2 separate regions of the Homo sapiens genome follow, and region 1 is linked to region 2. The links are chromatin loops, found by intact Hi-C in ENCODE. Cell type or tissue: PC-3. All regions are shown on one strand.

What was found. A loop is a pair of places that touch in the nucleus more often than their neighbours do. Peaks named below come from ENCODE experiments on the same cell type or tissue, not always from the same donor. Only the 100,000 strongest peaks of a DNase experiment are listed, where the experiment ranks them.
Region 1: a loop joins it to region 2, with 5 times the contacts of the local background. A loop is called at or near these places in 2 of 110 quality-filtered maps.

Annotation. Positions count from the first base shown.
Region 1 is chr1:208,031,793-208,039,792 of GRCh38, reverse strand. PLXNA2 (plexin A2) reads left to right here. Exons shown (of 32, transcript NM_025179.4): 24 at 26-172; 25 at 809-968; 26 at 1,319-1,422; 27 at 5,201-5,300; 28 at 6,284-6,474. Among named protein-coding and RNA genes, the nearest start is that of LINC02767, 77 kb to the right of the region's middle. In PC-3, a CTCF peak has its summit at 3,389 (motif pointing left); a DNase peak (open chromatin) is centred at 3,412.
Region 2 is chr1:208,180,164-208,188,163 of GRCh38, reverse strand. The region is part of intron 3 of PLXNA2 (plexin A2); the gene reads left to right. Among named protein-coding and RNA genes, the nearest start is that of PLXNA2, 60 kb to the left of the region's middle. RefSeq lists an enhancer at 7,345-8,000. In PC-3, no CTCF peak of the experiment used is centred here; a DNase peak (open chromatin) is centred at 3,633; H3K4me3 peaks cover 1,103 bases; H3K27ac peaks cover 3,858 bases.

The sequences.
Region 1 (8,000 bases), 150 kb after region 2:
CCTCCTGCCCTGTCTGTGCCCACAGGAGTGCGCAGGGGAGCCACTCTTCATGCTATACTGTGCCATCAAGCAGCAGATGGAGAAGGGCCCCATTGATGCCATCACGGGCGAGGCCCGCTACTCCCTGAGCGAGGACAAGCTCATCCGGCAGCAGATCGAGTACAAGACCCTGGTGAGGAAGCCGGAAGCTCCGGGCCCGCCTGTGTATCTTCTACTTCTGCCCCTTGCTCTGCCTTCTGTCCATAAAAGCAGTCTAGGGGGTCAATAAAGAGGATGGGAGGCTGGTCTGGGGTGAGCCCAAAGGACAACTAAGTGTACCAAGAGCAAGGTGGCAGGCCCGCCCACCCATCCCAAGCACTCTATGCCTCGGTTTATCCTAGATAATATTGGGGGAGAAAAAAGTTCACCCATCATTAGTTATTGGGTAATTGGTATTATGAGAAAGATGTATGTTGGTTCCTAACATAGAGGCTTTGGGGAAGTGCATGACTAGTCTCTGATACATGTAGAGCCATCTCTAAACACTGAGGGTGCCTCATTCCAGGACTATAGTCTCCCCTAAGCTGTCCAGGAGCTAGAAAGTAGAGTCCTGGTGCTTTGAGAAAGAAGAATTGGACACAATGACTCAGACTCTCATTTGGCAGATGTTATGAAGGTGAGGGAAACTGAGTCACAGACCAGAAAAGTACCCTTATTTCCCCTATAAGGAGGGTGAACTTTGGAAAAAGAAGATTCTGAGGTCCTGACCCTCTCCCTCAAACTACTCCTTCAACTCCTGTCCTGCTCACCCTCTGTCCCCTACTTGTAGATCCTGAACTGCGTCAACCCTGACAACGAGAACAGTCCAGAGATCCCAGTGAAGGTGTTAAACTGTGACACCATCACACAGGTCAAGGAGAAGATTCTTGATGCCGTGTATAAGAATGTGCCCTATTCCCAGCGGCCGAGGGCAGTGGACATGGACTTGGGTAGGAAACCTGGACTCAGAGTGTGAGGGCAGGGGTTGAGAGGTGAAGGAAGGGAAGCTGCCATGCACACAACCCTTGCAGGGGCATGACTGTGTCCTGGCCAGCTGAGGCCCGTGTGAAATGCTTCCCGCTTTGAGCGCTGCCTGTTCAGATGTGGCTGTCTCTGGGGAGGTCTACGTGTTTCCTCTGCTGCCTGGGCCCATGGAGCCCTAGATGTCTCTAGCCTCTGTTATTGGTACCAGCTTGAGGGGGCCGGGTTGCCAGGTCCCTAGAGAAGGTGCAATCGGGAGACACTGGCTCACAGCCCTCATCCCTCTCACGCCGCTCCCTGCACCACCCCCTCCACCCAGAGTGGCGCCAAGGCCGGATCGCCCGGGTCGTGCTGCAAGATGAGGACATCACCACCAAGATTGAGGGTGACTGGAAGCGGCTCAACACACTGATGCATTATCAGGTGAGAGGGGGTGTCTTTTCCCCTCTTCAGCTTCCCAGAATGTTCCCTTCCCGCTAAGCCTTGCTCTAAGGCCTCAAAAGTCTAAAAAGGATTTTCCTCTCCCTGCTTTCCTCCTCCTGCTGGAGCATAGAACAGGGATTCTTAGCCATGGCTGCCCATTGGAATTACTGAGGGAACTGATAAAAAACGTGAGTGACCAAACTCCACCCTCAGAAACAGATTTAACAGGTCTGGGGTAAGGCCTAGGCATTTCTATTCTGTGTACCTCTACATTTGCAAAAAAACAAAACAAAACAACAACAACAACAAAAATCAAATGCATATTGCAAAGCCCTCCACATGGACAACTACCTTAAGGTACCTGGCACTTTCTCTCTTTAGCATCTTACTAACACAGCCCACACCTCTGACTTACAGTGGAGCAGGGAATTGAATAGACTTCTCTTCAGGTCTTACATTCTTCCTCTTAGTAGCTGGTGTCCTTGGGAAAATTACTCAGGCTTTCTTGTCTCTCATGTGTAAAATGGGGCTCCTGGTGAACCCTGCTCCGTACAGTTGTATAGAATAGATTCAAGATAGAAGGTGAGGTGTTTAGCACACTGGCAGACACATTGAATGAGCAGTCAAAAAAAAAAAAGAAAAATCCCAGCAAAAGAACACAAGATCAAGGAGGTATCTACTCCCGCCTCTTCTCCCCTCCCATGGTAACCACTCGCAGCTGGGGGTCTCTGTAAGATTAAGCACAGGTAGACAGGTTGGGATTCAGAAAAAATACTAAAATAGAAACTGGAAATAAGAGACACCAAGGGAAATTAAACCAACTAGAGGAAGCGCCTCAGGCTGCAAGACCCGTGGGATCGTCTGATTAATAACATCCTCCCATGTCCCTGTCTCGGAAAGAAGGATCTGTAGAGGGGCTGGCAGGCTGGGCTCTCAGGCACTGAGCTGCCAACCACCAGGCGCTGGAGCTGGCAGGAGCCTCCATGGGCACAGAGGAAGCTGTGGCACAGGGGTCCCCAAAAATGCTCTTCTCCAGGCTCCATCCCCCTGACTCGCCTGCACCTCCCATCCTGACACCCTGCCTAGACCCCTGCCCAGAGGACATGAGTGTGGTGTAATGGGAAGAGAAGAGGCTTTAGAAGCTGTATTCAAGCCCTGCTTCCCCACTCCTTGGTGGTGTGACTTTAATCTCTCTGCACCTTGGGCTCCTCATCTGTAAAATGGAGATAACAACCCTGACTTGCGAAAGTGTGAGGTGCCCAGGATTGTACTTACAGATAAGGTAGCTGTCATCACTCCCTGTTAATTCTGTACACATACACACATGCCCAAACACCACCATTTCATATGGTGCTTAATGTATCCAGTAGAACAATTGTAATGAACCAATTAAAGCTGAATAAGAAAGTACAAAAGAAAATAGCATGATGCCCCCAAATCATGAGTTTCTAAAGGGCAGGAGTGGGGTCTTTCTGCTTCTGTCTCTGATACTCTAATGCTTGTTACTGGGCTTTCCAGCCTACGGCTCCCAATCAGAAGAAGGGACTATTTTGTTCTCATGGTGCTGATCATACAAAGCACTTTCAATTCCCTGATGTCATTTATCATTCATGTATGCATTCAGTCCTCAAATATTTACTGAGTTTTACTGAGTGCAAGTCACTTCCCACATGCTAGCCCTGAGTGACAGGGGACAGCAGGGAGTATTCTTCCCTTTGGGAGACTGTGATGATGATGATGATGATGCTCATAATAGCAACGCTAATACCAACACTTACTGCGTGCTCACTGGATCCCAGGCACTGCTCGCAGCCTTTCCGTGTTTTAACTTCTTTAATTCTCACCACAAACTACATGCAATTATTATCCCCACTGACCGGTAAGGCTCAGAGAGGTTAAGTCCTGGAGCGGGTAAGCAGCAGAGTCAAGGTCAGACCCAGCCAGGCATCTTGACCATGGACTTGCACCACCTGTTGGTTAAGACAGAGAAAAACCAAGGACAGGAGCGGTTTAGTGACTAGACCTGCAATCAAGTTGAACTGTGGTCATTTGAGTCACCTTGTGAATCTTTCATTAGGTGACAAGAAACTATAAATGATAATGTAATCTGTTCTCCCTGGGAGTGTGAACTCCTGCCCCTGCCAAGCTTTCCAGGTATCATTTCTGGGCTGTCAGTTGTAAGGAGAATTCCTGAAAGACGGAGGTAGAGACTGCCCCCCTCCCAGTCCTAGTGCTGATGGTACCAACAGCTGACAAGTCCAGGGAGCTGGTCTAGCTGGGAAGTAATGGAGCCTTGGCACCTTCCAGGCACAGGACCTTGGAGCTTTATACCATCAAGTCAATGCACTGCCCTCTTGTTACCCTCTCTGGAGTCAAAGGTCCTTGGAGCCCTTGCAGAAGAAAATCTGCATAATCTTAATTAACAAAGAGATGTTAAAAAACTTCCCAGGCTTCTGCAGATTTATAGGGAGGGTAAAATTAAACACCACCACTAAAACCTGCTATCAGGGAATCTCGTTAGCACTAATGTTCATTTATAGTTTGACTTCCCCACATTTAATTCTTTTTTGGTGGGAGAGAGGGACTGACAATTTAAGACCCAGAAAGATGGTTTTATGACTGGTGCAGCTATAAATCAAACTTATAAAGTTCATAAAAATTGTTAAAATAAAAAATGGTTTAATAGGAATGTTTTATGGCCCATAACATTATTATAGCTGTTTTATTCCCTCTGCGTTAGGGGTTTAATTGGATCACCACGATTCTGGGGATTCTCTGTTTTTACTGGATGGAGGGCAATCTTAAATCAAAATGGCCCCAAATGTCTTCAGTATGGCTCCTCACTTATCCGCCCTCTCCTGCAGGCTGGGTGCTGAGCTGGGGTACCCTCATAGAGGATGGGACAAGACACCATCTTTCTCGCTCAGTCCCCAAGAGTGGCTGCCCTTTTGATGAAACTATTTGAAGTGATCCAGGCATTATAGGACCCAGGTCAGAAAGAAAGCAGAGCCAAAAGGGAAAATGGGCTTCAGACCAGTGTGACTCGAAATAAAATTCCAAGTTAGAATATATAATGAAGAGAACATGTGCTCTGGAGCCTGACATACCTGGCTACAAATATTGGCTCTACCATGTATGAATTATGTGACCTTTAAGAGGTTGCTTAGCCTCCCTATGATTCCATTTTTTTTTTTCATCTGTAAAATGGGAATACTTGTGCATAGCTCGCCAAGTGGATGGGAGAATGGGTCTGGCCCAGTGCTGTCCAGTAGAAAATTAATGCAAGCCACATGTGCAAGCCACATGTGTAATTTAAACTTTTTGTATTAGTCACATTAAAAAGGTAAAAATAAAAAGATCAATTAATGTTACATATTTTATTTAATCTAACTGGTCTAAAATGATTATCATTTCAATATGTAATCAATTTAAAAATTATCAATAAGATAGTTTATATTTGTATTCATACTGTCATTGAAATCCAGCATGTAATGTATATTTATAGCACATCTCAATTTAGACACAGCTCATCTTAGTTGGGATTAACCACATTTCAAATGCTCAATCCACACACATGGCAAGTAGCTATTTGATTGGGTTATGCAGCTCTAACCCAATAAAAGCTCAAAAAACAGCAGTAATGGTTGTTTCTGGTATTCCTGTACTCCTTGCTCTCTACCCCACAGCTATCTTATAACCCTCTAGAAATACTTGACTATCCAACTTCCCAAGACACCTACATTCACCTTTTGTACTGTACCTTTTGTACCCTTCTCAGGTGTCAGACAGGTCGGTGGTGGCTCTGGTCCCCAAACAGACCTCCTCCTACAACATCCCTGCCTCTGCCAGCATCTCCCGGACGTCCATCAGCAGATACGGTGAGAACCACGAGGGCAGACTGGGCAGCTCAGAGCAGAGTCTTCTGAGACCTAGCAGGGCCCACTCGCTACCCCTTCTAACAGCAGGCAGCCCTTGCTGCTGCTGGCCCAATCACAGGCTCCTGCCAGTTGGTTTCTGTCCTCCCTAGTCCAGGCATTCCCAGGCAGCCTGCGCCCTCAGAGCCGTGGGAGCAGGTGGCACCATGTGCCCTTTGTTTGATATCCCAGCCTGGTAGAGGAGTCGGAGTGGCCCAGAACCAGGAAGGCACCTGGCTGGGGGTTCATATATCCCAGGTTGCCTGGGCCAGTCCAGTTTATGCTTGTTGTCCTGGCTGAATTATTAAGAGTGCCCCCTTTTACTCTCAGAAGTGTCCCAGTTTGATCAATAAATTAGTCCGAGGAGTACTGGGGCCCCCAGGCCCTCCGGGCAATGAGGTTATGGCACCTCCTTGTCCCTTATTTTATTTGCTCTGGTTTCATGTATGCACTAAGGCCTTGGGCTTCTCAACCAAAGGGCACCACAGGACTGAACCCAGCAGCACCAAAAAGGGCTCAGGAAATCCCATACCCCAGGCCCCATGCAAGAAGAGACCCTTAACTCCCAAGAGGAGAATTACAACTTGCAGCTCTTTAGTATCCAGATTTCTATTAAAACACCGACGAAAATATCCTATTGACATTTTACCTATTAATTATTCATTGCTGGGAGTGTCAGAGTAGAGGGGACTCCCAAATTCCCAAGGATGTCTCTAATTCACAAAATTTATAAATCCTTTTCTAAAAAAGCCTTCAAGCTCTTCCGTCCTCATGCCAACCAAGGATCCCTAAAATAACCTACCATATATGAGGTCCCAACGGTCCCCTTTCAGCTGAAATGAGTTTATTCTGAGTGGATGCAGCAGGCGGGCAGGGATTCTGGAAGGATTCTACAAGCAAGGCTGGTGACTGTTACTCACAGCCCTCCACCAACCCCTTCTCCTCAGACTCCTCCTTCAGGTATACGGGCAGCCCCGACAGCCTGCGGTCCCGGGCCCCGATGATCACCCCAGACCTGGAAAGTGGGGTCAAGGTGTGGCATCTGGTGAAGAACCATGACCACGGTGACCAGAAGGAGGGTGACCGGGGCAGCAAGATGGTGTCCGAGATCTACCTGACCCGGCTACTGGCCACCAAGGTAACTCCCCCTCTGCCCAGACCAGGGAGTGCTTGTTAAAGGAGCACATCCTGCCCCTCCACAACACAGAAAGGATGTCTGGAGTGTGTCCTTCAAGAGGACCCATTCAGACAGTCCAGGTACAGCCAGACCTGGTGGCTCATGCCCATAATCCCAGCACTTTGGGAGGCCAAGGCAGAAGGATGCCTTGAGCCCAAGAGTATGGGACCAGCCTGGGCAACATATCAAGACCCGATCTCCACTAACGAAAAAAAAAAAAGAGGACAAAATTGGAAAAAAAAAAAGAGAGAGAGAGAGATAGTCCAGTTCCCTGGGCAGGGCTTCCAAAGGATCAGGCCACCGCTGTTCTCTACCCTTTGGCAAAAATAGCAAATATATCTTTGCTTTCTGCGTACTTCTTGAGACTACTGTTTCACTTCAGAGGAGTAACTCTCTCCCTCTGGACCCCTTAAGCTTTAGGAAGGCAGTGGGGTTTCTTGCTGATATTAGTTGGATAGATATGCTGGCCTTTCTATCCCCTTTCTGGCCACAATGGGAGGGAAAGCACAGAGGCCTGGCCCTGCCAGTAATCCAAGGGGAGGCTTCCTCTTCCCATCCCATCCCACCCCAGCTACCCCCAAATGTTGATGGAAGTGAGGCTTCATCTTTTAGCCTTCCTAGCAGGTAGCAAAATAAGCCTGTAAGTATGACAATCAAAGAGCCAATGTTTTCCACGCAGGGCTAGATTTCAAATATTCTCCCCGATGGACCCTCCAACAATGGCACTGAAGTTTTAATACAGTGGCATCCAACTTACAGCTCTCACACTTGCTCCCAGAGTGGCCCAGAAATATTCCACGAGACCCCATGTCTCCATTTTAGCTTTGCCTAATATGCTCAGCATAACAACAAGAGACCAACAAAGAGATAACAGAAAAAGCTAGAGGTTTCTGCTGACCCTCAGAGGTGTGCCATGAGCCTGTAAACTGTGGGAGCCAGGCCCAGTCTTATTCCTGCCCCAGAGACCCTCCAAAGCCCTGTGGATCAGCACTCTGCCTGTGGGGAGGTGGTTCTTGAGTCTAGACCCTTCACCCACATTCCACATTCCAGATACCACTTGTCTCAGGTCACTAACATCCTAAGCCTCTTCATACCTTCCTAACAGACTCTCCTGGTCCTGCTGTGCTCCTGCCAGGAGGCACCCAGTCCTCCAGCTTGTTCCTCGGACACTGTTTCCGGACTGGCTTGCAGCCTGTGCCCCCTCATTCACCCATGGGAAGCCCGGACCCGGGGCACTTCCTGTCTTCCTGTCAAAGACCCTGAGCCTACACCCTGTGTGGAATGTGGAATGTGGCTGCAGGTTGGAGGAGAGATTCTTCCCCAGGATTCACAGCCCACCCAGTTTCTCCCACCTCCCCAGCTAACCAATAGTACCCTTCCCCACCCCGCAACACTGCCTGCACAGCCTCGTGTCCCAGACAAATTTCCAAGGCAGGATGGGTCCAAGGCACCATCTGGTATGCCTGTCTGCTACCTGCCGTCACCCC
Region 2 (8,000 bases):
AGTTGAAGGCATGAGATAAGCTTGCCTCCTTTGTTCTTCCCCTCAAGACGTGATCTGGGGGCTCCATTCTCATAAATATTCAGGTGCGCGTCACTGGTGGTGGTGCAATGTGGAGCTGGGGGAGAGAAGCCCAGAAATCGGGTGGGCTGAGCTCAGTCCCAGCTCTACAGCCACTGACCTTGGGGAAATCACCCCAGTTCTCTTATCCCTAAAATGGAGACATTGATCATTTCAGTTCCTCCTTCACAGGATCGTGGGGCAATTTAGTGAGATGATACGTGTGAAAGCAACAGTAACTGCACACCACTGCACAAATGTAAGGGTTAGTGCTGCCTTCTCTCTGCTACCTGACCCATCTGATCAGCAGCATCAGAAAGAACCTAACACCTGCAGGTTTTATCCCGCAAGTACATGGCCTGGTAATGCTCTGAAGGTGGAGAAAATACTTGCCAGGGACTTTTACAAGATCCTGGTCATTGTGCTAACAGTAAGGGAAACAACAGTCCAGATAGGACAGAGTACCTTGCAGACGTCTTCGCATAGCACTGGCTGGTTTGCTGTCTCTAAAAAATTTTTTATCTTGTGAGAGTTTCAGGTTTGCTTTCATGAGTCAGCTTTAGGGAAGTAAGCTGAAAGCACAGTGCAGAAAAGATTTCAGAGCTCGAGTTGTTCAGGTGGTGTTCTTTGGAGCGCATTTGTTGTTCAGGCTGTTGCTCCTGCTTCCCTCCCTTCCAAATCCAGCCTCCCTACGGTCTCTCTCACACACACAGAACCAAGATCAGCCTCTCTGGGCTATGTAACAAAAACCATCTTTCTCTTGCTGGTCCATGACATAACCCTGCCAGTCTGGGAGCTATTACTTTTTCCAGATGTGGAATAATTGCAGGGCTAATCACCCCTGGAGACTGCTGGGACCCTTCTCTAAGGGTCTCCAGGTCCTTTCATTTAATCCTCATGACAGTCACTAACAATAAAGAAGAAAGTGGTAGATGCTGAGTGAGGAGCTAAGATATTTGTCCAGAGACACAGCAAGCTGCATGTAATTCTGGTTCAAAATTCTTAGGTCTGCAAAAAAACTGAAAAATGTCTCTTGTCCCTCCCCCACCTTCCTACAGGAAGGATTTTGTACAAAATAACATTGCAGGCCGGGCGCGGTGGCTCACGCCTGTAATCCCAGCACTTTGGGAGGCCGAGGCGGGTGGATCATGAGGTCAGGAGATCGAGACCATCCTGGCTAACAAGGTGAAACCCCGTCTCTACTAAAAATACAAAAAAAATTAGCCGGGCGCGGTGGCGGGCGCCTGTAGTCCCAGCTACTCGGGAGGCTGAGGCAGGAGAATGGCGTGAACCCGGGAAGCGGAGCTTGCAGTGAGCCGAGATTGCGCCACTGCAGTCCGCAGTCCCGCCTGGGCGACAGAGCGAGACTCCGTCTCAAAAAAAAAAAAAAAAATAAAATAACATTGCAATTCCCAGGACAGCCCTTCATTCCTTAGCTACTTCTCTACAGATGTGGGGCCACCTACTCTCCCCCTATCCCATTTTCTCCATCACCGCCTCCTGCCTCCAAGCCTACCTTTCTGAAAGATGTTCTTGACACTGTCATTAAACAGCTGCCAGCAACACCTGCTGGCATTCTCTGTTGCAAAGATAACAACCCAACTTTAAAAAGAGAGAATACAAAACAAGAAAGGCTATGGGAGGTGTGGTTGTGGGTTTTGGTTTTATTGTGTTTTTTTCCGTTTGTTTGTTTTTTTGCCAAATTACATTTTGTACATTTCTCTGTTGATTCTCTTATTCCTTTGCATTTTCTATTCTCTATTTATGAACCCCCTCTCCCAACCCCCACTTTAAAAATCAAGAAAAGGAAACCTGTTTCAGGATTAAATATGGTGTCAACATGTGGCTAGGATCTGAATACCTCAAAGAGAAGTCACAGGGGTTGTCTCCACCTACCCAAGCCTTTAATGGTGGAGAAGGAAAGATGGATTTAAAAAAGACGGAGGAGCCAGCCTTTTCCTCCTACCCTCCTGGGCCTCCTTCCAACAAATGATGATGCAGGGTGATGAAGATAGCGCTCTCAGAATCTGTGCCTAGTGATAACTCCCTCAGAAAGTCATGGGGATGCTTTCCCCACCTGTGCGTGTACACTGGTGTTTCTTCTGTTTATGCAAGGAGTCATTGCAGGGAGGGCTACATCTAGTCTGCTGCCCCAGTGGTTGCTAAGTCTTGATAGACACCACCTCTATCTGCCCTGCCCTCCTGCTCACCCACAGAGATGTGGCCCATTCTGAAACCACCAGCACCTCTTCCTTGCCACACCTGTCTCTAAGTGCCATTGGATCCCACTGCACAACTAATTCCCTTTTGCAGCCAGCTGGAGGAACACAAAGCTTATTACTCTCTTAAGACAATAGCTCAAAAGTGATAGTTTCTTTTTTTTTTTCCTTTTTTTTTTTTTTTTTTTTTTGCTTTCAGAGACCAACAAGGAATAAAGGGGCAGCTTCAGCTTCAGGAAATCGAGTTGTGTTTTGTGTTGCCAGGGGGTTGGGGGCTGGCGAGGGCTGAAGAGGTTGGGTTACTGGAAGCAAGATTCAAGGGAGCTTTGCAGAGGTCAACCCCAAGCAGTCTTTGTGGGAACCATCAAACTGATGACTCTGCTGATTTTCTATAGTGTCATGGAAAAGGATTGTAGGGAATTCTTGCCAAGTCTTTAGAAGAAAAGATATATATAGCTAAAGACATGTATATTTATAGAGAGATATATGGATATATTTATGCCAGTCATGCCAATGAGCTCTGCAGCGAGGAGAGGCCTCTAGAGAAGAGCAGGGCACCAGGATCTCCCTGCAGCACTTTCTGGCCCTTGGGAAAAGGAAATAAGAACATCATCGAAGGTACCTGGATCTGTGGCCTTAATCCTGAGAGGCCCCACCTCCTGGACTGAGAGGGCCTCCTTAACAAGGCCAAGCCAGGAGTTTTCCTTTGAACGGTTCAGTCAAATCCCTGCAGCCTAGAAGACACCTTAGAAGGAAATCTTTCTGGGAGTCTTTGATCCCTGAGGAACCTAATGTTCAGAGCAGAGTGTGAGAGGCAGGGATTCCTTATGGGCCAATGCCAGGAGTAGGGAGGGGGCTGATGGGAGGGCTGAGTGCTCCATGCCTAAAAGAAGGGAAGAATGGCCCCAAATTCATTTTTGCTTCCACCTGTGGGCAAAAAGCTTAATTGGACTGTTGGGCTTGGAAGGGCCCAGACCCTGCTTTTAGAGGAACTGGGAGGCTTGCCTATTTAGCTGGGACCATCTGCTGGCCCCCCGCTTAAGCCTGGGGGAACAGCTGAGGCTTACTGAGAAATTGGGCTAAAGATTCTTTCCAGAAATCTCCCTGGAACTGCATGAGGCGTGTGTGTGTGTGTGTGTACTCTTTGTGATTTCTCTGCACCAGCGGATCTCTTAATGTGAGTAAAGCAGCGCAGGCTCAAGGGTGAGCTGGGCGGGAGGCTTTGCTGGGTGTGCCCAATATCTGGCTTTAACATCTCTCATTCCATCTCCATCATGTCAACAGCTTTCAAGATTGACTGAAGCATAACTGCTTGCTTCATCCCCAGCCTGTGTGCCCCTTCCATCCCTGCCTACACCCAACCCTGTAGAGGCCCTGGGGTGTGATGAGTAAGTCAGGGTAATGACACCACACCCACATTATCTAGGGCTGGCCTTGGTATACTTTCCTTGGTTTTTTTTTTTTTAAGCAGGGGGTGGAGAAGGGAGGCAGAATATGATTGCAAAACCTATTTGGCTGTAGCTACCACCTGAATTCCTCTTTTGCTACAGACAGCGTCCCCCTTCCTCCCCAGGCAAGTTAAATTGCTTAGGACTGGCAAAGAGACTCAGAGTCTAAAGAAAACCTTCGGGTTGGCAGAATAAACATTCTTACCCGTCCCTTCCCTCCTCCCTGTCTCAACCCACCCCACATCTATCCTCTGGGCCAGTTAGCCCTCATTCCTAAGGAGCAGGCTATCATGTGAACATCTGGGGAAATCAAGAATGAAAGTTACACTTGAGTAAAAACTTCCTAGAACAGCACTGTCCAAGATAACATTCTGTGATGAGAAAAAACTTTTATATCTGTGCTGTTCAATACAATAGCCACTAGCTACATGTGGCTATTGAGAGATTGACATATATTAGTGTGCCTGAAAAGCTGAATTTCTTATTTTACTTAATTTTAATTAATATAAGGATAAATAGCTACCTGTGGCTAGTGGCTATTACACTGGATGGTACAGTTCTAGAATATGAAGTAGAAATAACTTAGAAGTCTAGGGTACCATGAAAGCCTAAAGGAAAAGTCTCCAACTCTCAGTCCCAGTTGAAAAGGGGGCAGTTTTGTAAGATGCTACAGTGCAATTTCTTTTTCATCTGCCCCAGAATAAACCAAATTCCCAGCTTAAAGCATCAGACGGGCCTCTCTTGGTGATCTGTTTCCCAGGTAAAAGAAACTGAGGGGTAGATAAGCAGGAGTGGGGCCCAGCACCGTCCCCCACCCCCAAAGACCCCCCCCTCTCCCTCTCTGGCACCTGGCTCTGGCTTCTCGTCTACAGCAGGGACCCCAGTGGGGACGCTGCGCAGAATGGTGCTGCAACTGCGGACATCTGGTTTCCCTCCCATCTCTGCCCCTTCATTTCTTTTCTGTCAGCAACAGCTCCTGGCTGTGGATGGTCAGCAGAGTCAACGAGGCCTGCAGACCTCCTTTCCGGCTCCCTCTACTCCCCCATCCCCTGCTGAGGAAGGTTAAGGGAGAAAGAGAAAAAAAGAGACAGGAAGGCAGAGTGAGGGTGAAATGAAATGTTAGTGACATTCAAGAAAGTGAGTTCATGGGGCTCTCACTGCCCTCCCTCCGGATTCAGGATGAACCTTGTCTGGTTTATAAGCCATCAGTGGCTTCTCCCCTGTCTGAGTTGCCAAACTCTTGTGCCCCCACCCTCCATGGCTCACTGCAACACATGTGCCTCCTCCCATATCATGGCAGGTCCATCTGTGACCTTTGTTCTTCTGACCTCTCCCCTAGACGAAGGGGGAGCCCCAGAGGAACTTTCCCTCCCTATCCCAGACTGAATACATTCAACCTGCCTCTCTGTACAGCCTCCCCCAGTCGCTGTGGGTAAACAGGAGGAAGAGAGAGGAAAAGCTTTCTTTCTTGACTAGGAGGTTGGCAGCCCCAGCTTGATTCCACATGGGAAGAAGCTATTCCTTTTTCTGATCTTGGCTCCTTGGCTTTTACTGTCCCCTACCCCTAGCCAGAAGCTGCATTAATTCACCGGGTCACTCAGCAGCCAGAGTCTCCTCTAGGAGAGGCTGAGCTGCCCAACCTAGGAATGGGCTAGAACCCAGCAGTACTGGATGCAAACTCCCCGCACAGCTCTGCCCAGCTGAAAGGCTGCCCTTCAAACCCCTTTTCTTGCTCAGAACTACAGGGGAAAGCAGGAGAGCCCCTGTTTTGCTACAAACAAGCAGAGTGATGGCAAATACGCCTCAGTTTTCCTATCTGCAAAATGAGGAGACGGCCTCATAAGGCCCTTCCGGAGCTCCATTCCATGAATGCAGTGTCCCAACATTGCCACTCGCATGGGCAGAGCAAGACGCTTTCAGTAGCTATGGAACTGCCAAAAAATTCTCTTGCAGTTTTTTGGTGGTTCTGATTTCTTTTTTCTGTCTTTCTTTCTTTTTTTCTTTTCTGAGACAAAGTATCACTCTGTCACCCAGGCTGGAGTGCAGTGGCGCGATCTGGGCTCACTGCAACCTCCACCTCCCTGGTGCAAGCAATTCTCCTGCCTCAGCCTCCTAAGTAGCTGGGATTATAGGCAGGCACCACCATGCCCGGCTAATTTTTGTATGTTTAGTAGAGATGGGGTTTCACCATGGTGGTCAGGCTGGTCTCGAACTCCTGACCTTGTGATCCGCCCGCCTCAGCCTCCCAAAGTGCTGGGTTTACAGGCGTGAGCCACTGCACCCGGCCTTTGATTTCTTAAGGAAGAGAGATGAACCCATTGCTCATCTCCTTCTACTGGTTTGATTCCTTTTGTCTTGAGTTCTAAGCTCTGGAGCTGAGCTGAGCTGAGCTAGACTGAACAGGCCACGGTGAAAGAGACAGGAGAGACACTAAGTCAATTTGCCTTTGTTTGTATAGCAGCTAGAGCAGGGAGGAGTTGAAATGAGATAATAGAAAGAACTTCCTAAATGGGACACGGTCTCAGGGGAGTGTAACATTTTCTTTCCTAGCAAAATTTCAAAATAAGAAAGTTGGAGGAGAACATTTGCCTCCCAAAAGCTATTTTTCTGGACATAATTTAAAATTACAGCTTCTCCTCCTATCGCTCTGTATTCCGCCACTTCCCATCCCTGGACCTCATCCCTACCTTCACAGTGAACTCGGGCCCACAACGGCCTGGTCTACAGATGGCGGAAAGAGGTGGGAGGTTTTGCCAGAGAGCAGGGGTGAGATTCCCCTCCCAGCCCCTCTCTGACTTCTGACCTCTGCACCTTTCTTGCTAGTGATCCCTAAATTACTGGGCTGTCTAACCCTCTCTAGGGAGGAGGGAAGCAAACAGGGCTGACGGGAGGTGGAGCAGAGAAAGTATGAGGTGGAGGTCAGGGGTCTTTTCACAGTGTGTTTTGGCAAAGGAAGCCTGTGGAGCTGCCAGTGGGATCAGACTTTCATCTCCTGAGCTAGCCCCCTCACTGGGAAAGCAAAAGCTGTCACTGGAGCTGTGATTTGGAGCATGTGCTCTGGGGAACTAGGCTGCACCCCTCAGGGTCTGGCCCCCTGAAGGAAAGACCAGAGAACAGACAGGGCCTTCCCTGCACCCTCCTGCCACCACCCTCCTCAGCCTTAGGAGGTGACAGCAGTGCCTGGAAAGGGGCTTGCTCAGAAGGAAAAGGCTCGGTCTGCCTACCTGGGTCGGGAAGTGGTAGATGGGATTGTCCTCAGGGCCCCAGCCAGCATGAAGCCTCTCTGATGCTTCTTATAGCCCTCAGTGTGTTCCTATCACTCCAGAGAACCTCCCACATGCATTTGTCTCCCAGTCCAGCAAATTAAAATCTGAAAGGAAGGAAGAGGTCACAGGCTCAGAGCCTGGACACTAGAGGTTTCTCACTGAGTGAACTTTGGAAGGCTTGGAAGGCTGGAGTTTGGGGTCGCAGAGAAGTCAGCCTCCGCCATCCCCTCTCAAACTTGGGCAGGGGGAGACCCCAGAAGCTTGACATGGCCAGGGCCAATAGCGGTTACTCCCTTTCCCTCCTACCCCCATTTCCCTCATCACAGTCCTTTTTACCCCTCCTGGGATATCTTCCATCCCAGTTCCCCTCGATTGCTTTAGGGTGTGGGGCAATGACAGCGAATACTCATGAGGGGCAACAACTTCAGACAAAATCTCTGAAGACTCACCCGTGTCTCCACACTTCTTCCACCCCTTGCTAGCTGTGTAAAGTTAACCACTGTGACTCTCAGTTTCCTCGTCTGCCAAACGGAGTAAATAATAGTGCCTTTCTAGGATGGATGCCAATGTTGTTTGGATTCAACATAAAGCAGATGCAGAGGGTGTAACGCGGTGCCTGATACATGAAAGTTAAGCATGAGCTCTTGGGTTTTTGTTTCCCAGGTTTCTTCTCTCTTGGTGGCTCTTTAATGAATAGTGACAGTCCATACCCAGGCAGCCATAGCCACTGCCACTGCCACAGCCAAAGCTCAGGCTATGTGATGAACCTGTTTTCTCTGCCTTCTGCCCCTGCTCCCAGCCATCCCGGCAGAGGTGCCCACTCAGGCCTCCTACCGGAGCCCCTCTCCCACCGCTTGAATGCAGAGGCGTTTCTTCTGCTGACAGCCTGAAGACAGGCCATTTTTCTTCTCCTCCCATATAATGGCCTTTACTCTCCTACCACTCCACCCCCTTTCCCAGCCTTAATGACTTTAACATACACACAGTTATTTAAAAAAAAAAAAAAAAAT